Linked DNA regions of Homo sapiens: region 2 is linked to region 1. Evidence: chromatin loops called from intact Hi-C (ENCODE). Cell type or tissue: PC-9. All regions are shown on one strand.

What was found. Peaks named below come from ENCODE experiments on the same cell type or tissue, not always from the same donor. Only the 100,000 strongest peaks of a DNase experiment are listed, where the experiment ranks them.
Region 2: it touches region 1 in a loop (13-fold over the local background); 6 of 110 quality-filtered maps call a loop at or near these places.

Annotation. Positions count from the first base shown.
Region 1 is chr16:12,892,257-12,900,256 of GRCh38, forward strand. No RefSeq gene overlaps it. Among named protein-coding and RNA genes, the nearest start is that of SHISA9, 5.3 kb to the right of the region's middle. In PC-9, CTCF peaks have their summits at 4,526, 6,523 and 7,396; DNase peaks (open chromatin) are centred at 6,815 and 7,465; H3K4me3 peaks cover 2,015 bases; H3K27ac peaks cover 3,334 bases.
Region 2 is chr16:13,764,140-13,772,139 of GRCh38, forward strand. It overlaps LOC124903645 (a long non-coding RNA gene), which reads right to left. Exons shown (of 2, transcript XR_007064996.1): 2 at 2,847-3,227. Among named protein-coding and RNA genes, the nearest start is that of ERCC4, 150 kb to the right of the region's middle. In PC-9, no CTCF peak of the experiment used is centred here; no DNase peak of the experiment used is centred here; H3K27me3 peaks cover 5,817 bases.

The DNA.
Region 1 (8,000 bases):
TTACCACAAAAGTGTCTTAAAACAGGCAAAATTTATTCTCTTTACAGTGCCGGAAATTAGAAGTCTCAACTGAGTCTTAAGGGATTAAAATCAAAGTGTCAGCAGAGTTGGCCGATTCCTTCTGGAGGCTCCAAGGGAGCATCTATTCCTTGCCCTGTTTTTTAGCTTTTCACGTCCTTTTCCAGCTTTTGTGACTTCTGGACCCCTCCTCCCTCTTCAAGAAACATCACTCCAATCTGTTCCTATCATCACGTTTCCTTTTCCTCTTCTGTCATCAAATCTCCCTCAATCTCCTTTTTTTTTTTTTTTTTTGAGACAGAGTCTCACTCTGTCGCCCAATCTGGAGTGCAGCGGTGTGATCTTGGCTCACTGCAACTTCTGCCTCCCATGTTCAAGCAATTCTCCTGCCTCAGCCTCCCCATTAGCTGGGATTACAGGCATGTGCCACCACGCCTGGCTAATTTTTGCATTTTTAGTAGAGATGGGGTTTCACCATGTTGGCCAGGCTGGTCTCTAACTCCTGACCTCAGGTAATCCACCCGCCTTGGCCTCCCAAAGTGCTGGGATTACAGGCATGAGCCACTGCGACCCGGCCTCAATCTCTTTTTGATAAGAACATTTGTGATTAAATTTAGGGCCAACTTGGATGATCCAGGATATTTTCCTCATCTCCAGATCTCTAGTATAATCACATCTGCAAAGTCCTTTTTGCTAGGTAATAGGTTTTAGGTTCCAGGGATTAGGACCTGGATATCTTGGGGGACCATTATGACTGCTCCAGCCCACCATTCTACCTTCCTGATGTCCAGGTTGTATTACATGTATTAAACTCTCTGCCTGGTTCCAACAGGATGCTATCCTCCGATCATAGCATTTATTACATATCTTATAATTGTCTCAAGGCAAGGGCTGGTTATAGACACACCAGTCCTCTATCCTTACCTGAGCACATAGGAAAACTACATGTCCCAGCTGCCTTGGTTCTTCCATTTGGCTCATGTGACTGAGTTCAAGTAATGGAATATGGTGGGAATGATATATGCCACTTCCAGGCTAGGCCAGATATTGCCCCACTTGATCCTTTCTCACCTCCATCCACATGGCTGGAAGTAAATGATTTCAGGATGATGCTGGATTTCTACGTCATCATTTATTCTGTTAAGGCACTGAGATTTTGGGCTTGTTTATCACAGCAGATGACCTAACCTGACTAATCAATCTGTTTTCTTTATCGGATTGTAAGCTTTTTCTTATTTATTGTTGACTCCAGCCCCTAACGTAGTGTTTGGCACAAAGCGAACATCTAATAAGGGCTCGTTAAGTGAATGAGAGGCAGTTGGATTTGGGATGAGACATGGGTGTAGGAGTGGCTGGAGTGAGACTAGACGGACTTGCAATTGTCATTGTGAGAAGTGATAAGGGCCTGAACTAAAGCAGTGACAATGGAGACGAAAGGAAAGGAAGGATTCAATATTCACTTAGAAGGGAGAATTGACAGAACTTAGTGACTGTTGGGATATGAAAGTTGAGAAGCAGAGTGATGTCAAAGACTTCCCAGTTCATTGGCTTGGACATGTGTCTTCATACTGGTACACCAAACTTTCAAATTTCCGAGGGTTATTCTGAATATGTAGGCGAAAACACAGCTTATTCAGCTCTCTATGACTGTTAGTTCTTTGGTTGCAGTAGAATTCATGTGTACCAGCTTCTGAATCTGCAAAGCCCCTTTTGCCAGGTAATAGGTTTCAGGTTCTAGGGATTAGGACCCGGATATCTTGGGGAGGGGGGCCATTATCCAGCCCACCACTCTACCTTCCTGACCCCCAGGTTGTATTAAATGTATTAAACTCTCCCCTGAGTCCAATAGGATGCTATTTTACAGTCATAGCTTCTATTACATGTATTACACTTGTCTCTTGAGGCAAAGGCTGGTTGTATACTCGCCAATCCTCTGAATATTGTTGGTTGGGCAGCCTTGGTGATATGGAGATTTTCATTTGATTGTGATTGGTAGTAATGAGATTTAAGCTATATGGTAAATTGATACAAAAAATAGGCTGCATTTATTCATGCGTCACACATATGCATGCCTCGGTTTTCAGTGTAACTTTGGCTCTTTCTATCAAGAGAAGTCTCTCTACCCCCTGAATCTAGACTGGCTTTATGGCTTGATTTGGCAAATAAAATGTAGCAGAAGTGATGGGGCGCATGTTCTGACATCGGGTCTCAATAGGATTTGTGTGTTTCTTCTTTCTTTCTTTCTTTCTTTCTTTCTTTCTTTCTTTCTTTCTTTCTTTCTTTCTTTTCTTTTCTTTCTTTTTTTTTTTGACAAAGTCTTGCTCTGTTGCCAAGCTGGAGTGCAATGCGCAATCTTGGCTCACTGAAACCTCCACATCCCGAGTAGCTGTGACTACAGGCACCACGCCCAGCTAATTTTTGTATTTTTAGTAGAAACAGGGTTTCACCATGTTGGCCAGGATGCTCTCCATCCCTTGACCTCGTGATCCACCTGCCTCGGCCTCCCAAAGTGCTGGGATTACAGGCATGAGCCATTGCGCTTGGCCTCTTCTTGCTTTCTTAGGACCTGCCATGCCTCTATGCAAAAAAAGCTGGGCTAGCCTGAGGGAGTATGAGACCTCATGGAGTGGGGAAGAGCTGTCCCAGCTGAAGTGTATTCCAGGTGAACCTGGACACAGCTGGCCTGCAAGACAGCAAATGCATGAGTGAGCCCATCCAAGATCAGGATCGTGCAACTGAGACTAACCTTAGTTGCCAGCCCACAGAACTGTTAATTAAATAAAAATGGTTGTTGTAAGCCGGTAAGCTTTGGGGTGATTTGTTACATGGCAAAAACTAACTGATACATTCTGTATTTACAGGAGTCTGAGCAGAGAGACAGGGGTCTGCAGAGTAAACAACTGTGGGGTTTTCATCTAGTCTCCATTGATTCCTGGGGATACACTAAGTTATTTTAATCAATGTAGTTAGCTGGAAAATGCATGATCCCAAAACCTATTTTGGTTTCATAGCATAGTTGAAAGGAATTAAATTATTTAGATAATTGCTTAAACTTACTACTTCATTTGTAAACAAAAGCTACTGCGAAGCTCTTAAATTAGTGACCACAGACTTGAATTTCACCTTTAATAAAATGACTAAAAATTGGTGTCATTTAACCCCAATTAACAGGTTTGATCATTTTTCCCTGATAAGAATTTTTTTTTAAATACCACACACACATCCCTCATAAACACAAAACTAACATTTACTAACTCCAACGTTATTTGAGAAAGTAAATTGTGACACTAATACAATGTCCAACAAATGTGAAAGGTGTTTACTCAACACATTTTATCAGCCTTATTTTTCTCAATTTCCTATGAACCATTGAAACCTTCAACACATATTGGTATTGTTCTAGCATTTGAGAACTGTTTTTTTTTTTTTTTTTTTTTTTGAGACAGAGTTTCACTCTTGTCGACCGGGCTGGAGTGCAATGGCATGATCTCAGCTCACTGAGCTCACTGCAACTTCCGCCTCCTGGGTTCAAGCAACTCTCCTGCCTCAGCCTCCTGAGCAGCTGAGATTACACAAGCCCACCACCATGCACGACTAATTTTGGTATTTTTAGTAGAGATAGGGTTTCACCATGTTGGCCAGGCTGGTCTCGTACTCCTGACCTCAGGTGATCTGCCCGCCTCAGCCTCCCAAAGTGCTGAGATTACAGGCGTGAGCCACCCCGCCTGGCCTAAGAACTGCTTTTGAAGAATGTCTACCAAAATTCTTCCTGCTGCTTCTGAAAATGCTTACATGCGTTTAACTATGACTTCTCAAATGCTGCCATCCCTGAGAAGCCATCCTTTCCTCTGTAAATGGAGCTAAACATCCTCTTTTAAGTTCCTGTAACCTTAACCCCTATTTCTGCTAGAGGTGCATCACCTGTTTACGGGACCAGCTACAATATTGGTGGTGCTCAGTGCAAAAGTCAAAATGATTTTTCCCAGTGCCGAGCACTGAACCAAGCATGGGGCCCTTTAGAACATGGAGAACTGTGGGACTGCACAAGTCCCATACCCATAAGGCCTTCTCTGTCTCTATATTTCATCTTCCCCTGAAGATTTTGAGATCATGGAGGGCAAAGCCCTTGTCTCAGTCATCTATCTTCCTGGACATCAGCTCATTGCCTGGCATCTTGTCATCCTTCAGGTTTACTATAGTAAGAGTGACCATTTATTAAGCACTGCTGAGGTTCTACTCGCTGGCCACCCACTTTATGCAAAGTATCAATCATCTGTAACATCCCTGGGTATAGGCACCCTTCTTATTCCCGTTTTCCAGATGAGAAAACTAAGCTTGGAGAGATTAAGTGATTTATTCAAAGTCATAGATATCCTATGAGAAAGAGCCAGAACTTAAACACAGCCATGACTCTGGGTTTCAGTCAATTTTGCCCCTCAGGGGACATTTGGCAACGTCTAGCAGCATTTTTGTTTGTCACAACCAGGGGGTGCTATTGGCATCTAATGGGTAGAGTACAGGGATGCTGTTAAATGTCCTACAATGAACAAGACAGCACAAGACTTTCTCACCCACATGTTCCATACAGGGGCAGATTCCCAAAAAGTACCCACCTATGGTAGTGACTGTATTTACTGACTTGATGTGTTCGGAGGAAATCGACTTTTTTTCTTTGCAGAGCAAAATGAACCCGGATGATTCTTTTCTCCTTTTAATATTTTTCAAAGGCTCAGGAAACAGGCTGGGGCAATTTTCCAGGGAGTAGCGCTTCACCTCCCGCCCACCCCAACACAGAATTATCCACTCCAAAATGTCTATAGTGCTGAGATTGAGAAACCCTGGATTGAGGGAAAACCAAAGCCTGTGCTTCCTAAACTTCAGTTTTTAGTACCAGACACTTCACATTGTTTTCTTTATTTTTATTTCTTTATTTGTAAATACTATAATGTCTTTTTTCCATAATTGACTTTACATTGATAGACTTAAAATTATTAACTATACACCTTAAACATTTATTCCAGTGAATCCATGTTTGATGCATTATTATTTTCTTTCGAATACACATTGAAATATCTGTAAAACCATTGATATAAAAAAGATCTTTGTTGGGGTACCACCAAAAATCATCTTCCCTACCACCACCAGTCCCGGGGAACCAAACTTCATACCTAGTTCACTTTTTTTTTTGAGATGGAGTATCCTTCTGTTGCCCAGGCTGGAGTGCAGGGGTGTGATCTTGGCTCGCTGCAACCTCTGCCTCCCAGGTTCAAGGAATTCTTCTTCCTCAGCCTCTCTAATAGCTGGGATTACAGGCATGCACCACCACGCCTGGCTAACTTTTGTATTTTTAGTAGAGATGGGGTTTCACAATATTGGCCAGGCTGGTCTTGAACTCCTGACCTCATGATCCGCCCACCTCAGCCTCCCAAAGTGTTGGGATTACAGGTGTGAGCCACCGCATCTGGCTCAGACCTAGCTCACTTCTCTAAGGCTTCCCTCATCTCTTCAGGAGAGAATCAAATACATCAAATCAGCTTATTGCTTGAAACTGGCAAGGTGCTAGCTACATTTCACTTATGTTTTTTTCTCTTTTTTTTTTTTTCTCCTCAAGGCTAACAGCTGCTTAAAAACCTCTTTGAAACCCTAAAAGCCACTTGAGGAGGACAATTAACAAACCACTCATTTTGGTGAGGGCCAGAGCACATATAATTCAATTTGTTGAGTTGCTTATGAACAGTGGTTGCAATGTCCTGGTAACCAAACATCCTTTGTTATTAAGACATGGTTCCCTTCTCTAATTGTTAGGGAGTACAATTGCATTCTTTTTGCTGTGTGTACTGCAGTCTGACATAATTAAGGCTAGAGCAAATGAGATTCTTCTTTAGATATTAAAAGTGCCTGTGTTGTAAATAATAATGTCACCCTCTCTTTCATAGAAAGCACTTTCATTAAGAGCTGCATTTTAATATCAATGCGTTTGCATGAATTCATTTGGGTCATGGTGGGGGGACATTGCTGATGATTTTTAATCTTCCATGAGCTCACCAGGTGTTCCAATTAGGTCATTTATAATGCCTACCCCTCCCTGCCAGGAGCCCTGAAATAAATACTTTCTCACTCACATTTTCCATACAGGTGTTTGTTCCCAGTAAGTACCCACCCATGGTAGTAACTGTATTTACTGACTTGATATGCTCAGAGGAAATTGACTTTTTTCTTTGCAGAGTAAAATGAACCCAGAGGATTCTTCTCTCTTTTTAATATTTTTCAAAGGCTTGGGAAACAGGCTGGGGCAATATACCAGGGAGTGGTGGCCACTACAGCAGACAGGAACAGGAAGGGAATCTGGTTTGGGGAAAGCTCATGATGGGATAGGAGTTTTAAGGTTTAGAATCATTGGCACATAAGCCACACAGGGTGGCTTTCTGCTTCCTTCCCCAGCACAAGCTCTGCGCTCTTCTTGACACAAACAGGGGGCAGTCTCTGTTAATTAAAGCGAGGAGCAGCAGTCACAGTGAGCCTCCTCTGAGGACCGGAGTCAAATGTCCAGGTGACATGCAATATTTTACAGAGATTGGAAGCAGATTCTGAAATGGACTTTTCTGTCCAGATTTTGTCTCTTTTCTCTGAAGTATTTTTTTAATCAAATTTACAAGTACCTTAAAACTCCCAACCCTTGCAGAAAGAACCCTGTGACCTACTGTTCTCCCATGTCCCTGGTTAAACTCTGCCCTAATACCTGCTGAAGTGGAGTCGGACACAGAGTGGAGGAAGAGGCCGGGGTTAGGAGTTGGGCGTCTAAATCCAGCCCTGGTGGGGTCATTGCTGTCCATGTGATCTCCCACAAAGGTCTTAACCTCTGAGCCACAGCTTCCTGGAACATAGGAAGCCCGCTGGAGGGTCCCTTTCCATTTCCAATGTAGTATATAGAAAACTCCCACCCTTTATATACATAATGACAGCAGATACTCCATCATCCATGCCCTAAGTGTTCCTTTCCTCTTTTGGTTTAAGACAGAGTCTTGCATAAATTAATTAATACAACCCATGCATTTTTTTGAGTGTTTACCATGCTTAGAACTGTACCCCGGGGCTGCACCCTGCAGCCCCGCACAACCCCAAAGGCTCAAATCCCTGGAGTTGCGCACAGGGCTGGAGGGCGCAGCCATGGACCCGCAAGGCAGCTCCGTATGCCTGGGTTCTAGGGGCTGGGGACATGGTATGGGAGTCGAGGCCCTCTCCATTACACAGTTCACATCTCAGTGCAGGCAAACAGACGAAAACGCAAATACATAATATAGTAGGAGGTAGACAGAAAGTTTGGAGGCCTATTTCATGTAGTGGCTGGAGGGCAGTTTCTGGACTCAAATTTCTTGGGTCAAATGTCAATTCTGGCACTCATTTGGCAGAGCTACTTGGGCAACTGGTTTAACTGCTTTGGGGCTCATTCTCTCCCTCTGTTGTGTGGGCCTGGTACTATTACCTAAGGGAGAGAGAGTTACATGAAACCAGTCACTCGGTGGTTCAGCAAATATTTCCAGACTGTCTGCTATACGCTGGGCACTGCTCTAAGCTTTCTTGAGGAGCTGCTTTTAGAAAAAGCAAGCTTAGTGAGTATGTTGCAGGCACTGAATAAATGTCAGCTCTCATTAGCTCTCACACACCAGTGCTTGTGTTTGTAGGACTCACAAGGTGGTGGTGGGCGTGGGTTGCCAGTCATGACAGACTTTCCATACTCTCCTATTTTGGGGATTCTATTATAATGAATCTGGTGAATCTGGATTAAACGTGTTCATACCTTCCCCAGATGGGTTTGGAATATAATACTCCTGGGTATGCCCTGTCAATGTCTTGCTGTGTGTTTGCAAATCTTTTTTGAAACATCAAAATGTGACTTTTTTTTTCAAAGAGAAGGGGCGATTAGCCAAACTTCTCATTTGGAGAAAACTTGCAACAGAGTCCCAATAAATCCTCCCACCCTT
Region 2 (8,000 bases), 870 kb after region 1:
TGGGCCTGAGCCTCAAGAAGCATGGAGTTGAGTATTAGCTGAATCTCCGTATTAACTGAAATTGGGTGAATTGTGAGTGAGGTATATGCTTGGGTAGTGGGAATTCATGAGCCTGGCATCATAAGTGCTAAGTTTGAGATATATATTAGTTCATTCTTACATTGCTATAAAGAACTACCTGGCCAGGCGCGGTGGCTCACGTCTGCAATCCCAGCACTTTGGGAGGCCAAGGCAGGCGGATTACAAGGTCCAGAGTTCGAGACCTGCCTGACCAATAAGGTGAAACCCCATCTCTACTAAAAATACAAAAATTAGCCAGGCATGGTGGCAGGTGCCTGTAATCCCAGCTACCCGGGAGGCTGAGGCAGGAGAATTGCTTGAGCCCCAGAGGCGGAGGTTGCAGTGAGCCAAGATCGTGCCACTGCACTCTAGCCTGGGCAACAGAGCAAGACTCTGTCAAAAAAAAAAAAAGAACTACTTGAGATTGGGTAGTTTATAAAGAAAAGAGGTTTAATTGACTCACAGGTCCACAGGCTATGCATATGCAGGAGGCATGGCTGGGGAGGCCTTAGGAAACACAATCATAACAGAAGAGGAAGCAAGTACACCTGCACATGACAGCAGGAGAGAGAGAGAGTAAAGGGGGACGTGCTACATGCTTTCAAATAACCAGATCGCCTGAGGACTCACTCACTATCATGAGAAGAGCAAGCAGGAAATCCACCCCCATGATCCAATCACCTCCCACCAGGTCCCTCCTCCAACACTGGGAATTACAATTCAACATGCAATTTGGGTGGGCATACAGAGCCAAACCATATCAAGATATCACATACAAACCCAAGTGAAACAGTCAAGAGGCAGTTGGATAGATGAGTCTAGAGTCCAAGAAATAGGTCTATGCTGGAGACGTAGCTCTATTTACATATAAAAATATTTAGAAATATAGCTTTGCCAACTTCATGTATTCAGCTAAGTACTTCTGGTTATAATCAGAAATCCAACTCCAGCTAGTTTAAGGAACAGCAGGAAATTTATTGGACCACAGATCTGAACGCCCAGATGCAATGGTTTCAGATACAGGCAGATCCTGGGGCTCAAACATTGTCAAATGTCTCTCTCCATCTCTCACTTCTGCTTTTCCTCCTTGTTGGCTCCATATGCAAACAAGCCCACCTGCTGTGATGGGAGACATAGCTACAAAAAGTACTAATACATTCTTTTTTACTGAGACAAAATTAGCATAACATAATCTAATCATTTTAAACTATACCATTCAGTGGCATTTAGTACATTCACAGTGTTGTGCAACCATCACATCTATCTGGTCTCAAAACATTTTCATCACTTCAAAAAGGGAAACCATACCCACGAACCGATCCCTCCCTTTCCTCCCTTCCCTCAGTCCCTGTTTTCTGTGTCTGTAGATTTGCTTATTCTGCATATTGAATATAAGTGGGCTCGTATAATCTATGGCCTGCTGTCTCTAGATTAGTGCACTTAGCAGAACGTTTTCCAGGTTCATCCATGTCGTTGCCTGTATCAGTACTTCATTCCTTTTCGTCGTCGAATAATATTCCATTATATGGAGATATTACATTTTCTTCATCCATTCATCAGTTAATGGACATTTGAATTATTTCCCATTTGAGCTAATGTGAATTTCACTGCTATGAAATTCATTAACAAGTTTTGTTTGAATGCCTGTTTTCAATTACTTTTGGTATATAACTAGGAGTGAAATTGCTGGGTTATATGATAATTCTATGTTTAACTTTTTGAAGAACTATCTTATATGGTCCTAGCAACCACCAGAGGAATAGAGTTTCTCCCTCCAGAAAGATCCAGCAAAGTACTTTTGAGTCTCATTAGCCTATCTTTGGTCACACGTCCATCCCTGAACCAATCATTGTGAACAGGAAGATGAAACACTCTTTGATGAAAATATGTCCACATCTACAGTGAAGAAAGCTCTCTACCCAAACCATATGAACTGAGGAAGTGGGATAGGTGGTCCATTCAAAGGAAGGTCAAAGAGGTGTTAGCAGAAGAGGAGAGAAGAGATAACTGGAAGACCAAAACAAGGGATGTTCACCTCACCAAGGAAGCGATAAATAACTGCTTTAGATCATCGTGTGAGAATGTGTGATGGGCACTTAATACATGTCAAGCACCATAATACTCTGCAGAGAGTATTAGTATCCCCATTGCACAGATGAGAAAAATGAAGCTCAGAGAATTTAAGTAACTTGTCCAAGTTCACACTCTTAGAAAGTGATTGAGCTGGGACATGAACCCATGTCTGTCCAATGCCAAAGCTCCTATCCATGCTGGTGCTTTGCTGAGTGGAAGGCACTGGGCATGAAATAATCTGGATGACTGCTTGGTGAAGGGTCAATGTCCTAAATTCTCCATGCTAGGTACCAAAGTTTCCATTTCTTTTTTTTTTTTTTTTTTGAGACAAGGTCTCGCTCTGTCACCCAGGCTAGAGTACAGTTGTGCAATCATAGCTCACTGCAGCTTTGACCTCCTGGGCTCAAGCGATCCTCTCACCTTAGCCTCCTGAGTAGCTGGGACCATAGGCATGCTCCACTACTCCCAGCTAATTTTTTAATTTTAAGTAAAGACAGGGTCTCGCGATGTTGCCCAGATTGGTCTCCAATTCCTAGGCACAAGTGATCCTCCCACCACAGCATCCCAAAGTGCTGAGATTACAGGCATGAGCCACCGTGCCTGGCCCAAAAATCTGCATGTATTCATTCACAGATACACACACATATTTCCTAGAGGCATGAATAGAATATACATAACCCTCTGTCTCCCATCACATGACACATAGAGCCAACGTAAAAGATATTCTTTTTTCTCTTTATTAAAATCATGACTAAATCCCTTACCAGTCAATGGATCTCCCAAAGTAGTCAGAACTCCAGAAGTCCACTTGGGCAGCTTCTCCCCTGCACAATGAAATCTGTTGTCTCTTCAAAGAGTGTGAAAATCAAACGTCATTTGCAAGGCTTCTCAGGTCCATCAGAAGTGGAACTTCAGTTGTTAAGCCACATTATTTCTCTTGAATATCATAACTTTTTTTCCTAAAGCATTTAATTTGATTCAACCCCAAGGGATTGTTTTTCAGAAATGCCAGGAATCTGCTGAGCTCTCTGTACTCTGGGCGAAATTTCAGTCCTGTTGTTAACGTGGTACCTTGTCTCCCTCCTCTGTCTGAGCTGGGAACAGGAAGAAACCTTACATCACCATAGTAATCTCATAATAAGATTGTACTTTTTTCTGCACATTACATCTCAAGGGATCATTGTCATTTGTTTCCCGCAAATGACAATCCAGCTTCTCCGGGCCCCCTAGTTGCTCGGTGAGAAATGTTACCGAACAGCTTGTCTCTGATGATGTTTTATAATTGTAGCAGAAATCCAACGTTAGTAGAGCTGTCTGACTGAAGAGGTGCATGAGCTCTTGTGTATCCACAACTCTACCCCAATGGCTCAAAAATATGCCTGATGTTTATTCATTCTGATATTTCGTATATGTACATAAAAATAAGTATCGATTTTGATGATGCATAAATGTGAGACTATCACAGTCTCCATGGAAAAAGCACATCCTGTTTATTCTCCAATAGACATTCTATAGCTCTATGCTGTCATAATTTTTAAGTACCCTTTCCTTTTTTTCTGAAATATCCCTCCCTTTGTCTCCACTTATCCAAATGCACCCTTCAGTTGCTTTCTGAGACCACTCCAGCTTACAATGATTTCACCCTCCAATGGCATTTGACTTTACCTTCCATTTGGCAATCACTCATGAGCTTTCTTGTGACACTGCCTGTGTTCTTCACAGAAGCTGTTTAAACTGTTCACATTTTTTGTCAAGGTCCTGACCCTAGCTTTAACTTTATCCTGACTTAGAGGAAAATGGACTCTTAGAGGAAAAAATCCAAATGATTAAGAGGGCTGAGAATTCTCCCTTCTTCCCCTCCACTCCCTTTATCCACCACTCATCCCCAACCACACTGTTGGATGTTATTTATCTCTGTGGAAGCCCCAAACAATGGCTTACATTAACTACAGAGTTCTTAAGGGTATTGAAAAATATTCCATGAATTATCAGGGGCTAAGCAAAGCAGGAAAGGGATGGTGGTCAATTAATGACAAAGATAGTGATAGAAGACATTAACCTGTTTCACGATCATAGCTTTACCTGACTTAGATAAACCATAAAAATAACTCCCTGTGTGACTGTCCATGGTTCCTGAAAGCTCTGCCGCCATAGACAATTTATCACCTGATTGCCTTGGCCTTTAACTCTCTAACTGCAACTACCATTGATTCTATTCGTGTGGTTTGACCCCTAATTTAGCCTGACTTCAACTAAAATGTCTTCTGAACAATCTGTTTCCCAGATCAGCAGTCTTGGGAAGCAACAGTGAATAAAAGTATGGAAGCTGGATCAGACTGCCTGGGTTGGAAGCCCAGCTTTACCATACGAAGAAAGCTACTTAATGCCATCTGTCATCTGGGAATAGTAGTACTATGTACTTCATGGGGTTGTTTAAGGAATTAAATGAGAAAGTCTATATAAAGAGCTTAGTGCAGTCCCCGACACATAGTTAAGTTCCCAATAAATTTAGCTTTTTATCATAATGATGGTATCTTGGATCCCTAACTACATGTAAGGTATTTAAAGAACGATACTGAATCTTATCCTTCATTACCCTCTGTATGCATATAGAATATAAGGATGGGTGAAAGCTTTGAAGTAATTCAGAATGGATCCAAATTTTGGCTTCACAGCATAGTAGCTGTGTGATATTAAGCAATTTACTTAACCCTCCTGAACCTCCCTTTCCTAATTTATAAAGTGGATTAAATTATATCCATTTGTTAGAGCTTTAAATATTCTAGAAGATACATGTAGACACCTGGATTAAAATAGGTGTGCAATAAATAGTGATCATTGTGTTTATGGCTATGAATTTGAAATGAATGCAAAAAGTTATTATTTCTGATCATCTATCACAATCTGTGAGAGTCAGGAGTGCATATTAAGGATGAGCAGTGCAGATTCGATGCTTCCTTTTGGGAGGTCCATTTCTCTGGAAGAGCTTGATGACATTGCTTTGTATGGTGGATCAATTGTTTAAGTCTGCTAGGGCCTTATTTATCAACTCAATTTCTTTACAGAGAAGAATAATTTCATACGGAGGAATTGTGATCATACCTCTGCACACATTAATATGGCTGTGTAACCTGGGTAACAGGTCAAAATGGGACTCAGTAATGACTATACATTATTCTGCATGGGAAAAAAATATTTCTAATTGTGAATCTGGTGCTATCATTCAATGTATTCAGTGTATTCAATGCCCAGAGTGTTGAATGTAAGTACTTGAGTCAGATTCCTGTTAACTGACATAGTTTTAGAGAAATGTGGAGACTGTCAAAAATGCATTTGTAGATTATATCTCTGGAAATCATTCCCATACTAATAAATCCCATCTGAGGCACCTCCACTAGCAGACAGTTCTTTGGAGGTTAAAGGAAGAATTGTCCATTACACTTCATAGTTCCAACTGTGTGTTAATTAGGACCAGACGGGAAATGGCAAAATAAATGAGGACAGCAAGACATGTCTTCTAGGTACACTATATGCCAAGTAAAAATCCTCTTAAAAATGCCTCCTTTAGCACGCAGTGTTATTTTCCCATCTAGGGCACACCACTCCATTTATCAAGCATGATCTAAAGGATAGACTTCAGATGTGTCTTCAAAGGAGGAAAGCCTCAGACAGAGTCCCTGCTAGTCACTCTGCTCCCATGAAAATAATTAATCTGTGGGAAACATGGCACCACTCTACGCTCTGCTCCTAGGATCCTTACCCAAGCATGAGTAGGACTTGCAAACCTAAGGTTCCAAATGCCTAAGATACAGAAAGTTAAAAGTGACCATATTGAAAAGTTGTTCCCCCGCAACCCAAATACCTTCTGCTGCTTCCACCACCCTGAGAGTATCTGTAAATGTCTCAGACATGTTCTCAGAAGAAAATGCTGGCCAGGTACAATGGCTCACGCCTATAGTCCCAGCACTTTGGGAAGCCAAGGCAGGCAGATCACTTGAGCCAGGAGTCCAAGACTAGCCTGAGTGACATGATGAAATCTCGTCTCTATAAAAAATTTAAAAATTAGCCAGGTCTAGTAGTGTACACCAGTTGCAGCTACTTGGGAGGCTGAAGTGAAGGGAGTGCTTGAACTTGGGAGGTGGAGGTTGCAGTGAGCTATGATCACACCGCTCCACTGTATCCTGGGCCACACAGTAAGATGAAGACGAAGTCGAAGGCGAAGACGGAGAAGGAGAAGGAGAGGGAGAGGGAGAGGGAGAGGGAGAGGAGGAAGAGGAAGAGGGAGAGGAAGAAGAAGAGGAAGAACAAGAGGAAGTGGAAGAGGAGGAAGAGGAAGAGGAGGAAGAAGAGGAAGGAGAGGAAGGAGAGGGAGGAGGAGGAGGAAAAGGAGAAGAAGAAGAAGAAGAAGGAGGAGGAGGAGGAAGAGGAGGAGGAAGAGGAGGAAGAGGACAAGAACAAGAGGAAGGACAAGGAGGAGGAGGAGGAAATATTGGGCATGCAATCAACCAATATGTCACCAAATACCAAAATTTATTTCTAAGTTCCATGGTGGTTTGAGGAGATGCAGGAATTAAAGAAAATACAAAGGATCACAGGAATATGGTTAAGAGCATTAACCTGCAGTTAGACAAATCTAGGTTTATATCCTATCACCACCACAACCTGTCCATGTTGAGTTACTTATTTCTCTATAGCTCAGGCTCTTCCTCTGTAAATTGGGGATGATAATAATAGCACCTATGTTATAGAGTTGTAATGGACATTCAACTATACAATCCATATCAGGCGCCTGGCTCAGAGCCAGTAGATGTTAAGTAGTCAATAAGTTGTTTATATAAGCATTTTTTCGGTACATAATATTCATGATCTCATTTCATATCACAACACTATGAAGTAGGTATTATCTTTGTCATCTATTTTGATGGCAAGAAAACTGAGGTAAAAAGAAAAGGATTTTTTGGGTTTAACAGCTAGGATGTGGCCACGATTCAAGCCTAGGTCAGTCTGACTCAGACAACTTTAACTAATTTAATCAACCTTTAATGCAAAAAGCTAAAGCTCTTGGTATTCCCTGACCCCAGTTACACAACCCTCACTGATGGATATATTTGGCCACACCAACAAGCCAAGGGGAACACTGCTCTGGCCTCCAAGTTGCAAAATGGAACAATTATTAAAAATGTTTAAATTATACCCTATACAACTATATCACCTTAGGGCACAAGTACAAAATTCAACCTATTTAACAGAAACACTTTCAGCTTCCTAAGATTGCAAATGTAAAATTTTCTCTGGAAACTTTGCAACCCCTTCATTGTACAGCTCTGAAAAGGGGGAAAAAGGGAGTTGCACTGACTGGGCATTTACTGTCAGGTGATGTGCCAAGTGCTTTATAAACCTTACCACTTCATCCATCAACTAATACTAAGGGATAAAGATGATAGTCGTGCACCGCAAAATGACATTTCCATCAACAACAGATTGCATAAATGACAGTGGTCCTATAAGATTACAAAACCACATTTTATTATTATTATTATTATACTTTAAGTTCTGGGATACATGTGCACAACGTGCAGGTTTGTTACATATGTATACATGTTCCATGTTGGTGTGCTGCACCCATTAACTCGTCATTTACATTAGGTATATCTCCTAATGCTATCCCTCCCCCCTCCCCCCACCCCACGACAGTTCCCCGGGGTGTGATGTTCCCTGCCCTGTGTCCAAGTGTTCTCATTGTTCAGTTCCCACCTATGAGTGAAAACATGCGGTGTTTGGTTTTCTGTCCTTGTGATAGCAAAACCACATTTTGACTGTACCTTTTCTATGTTTAGATACAAACATACTTACCATTGTGTTACAAT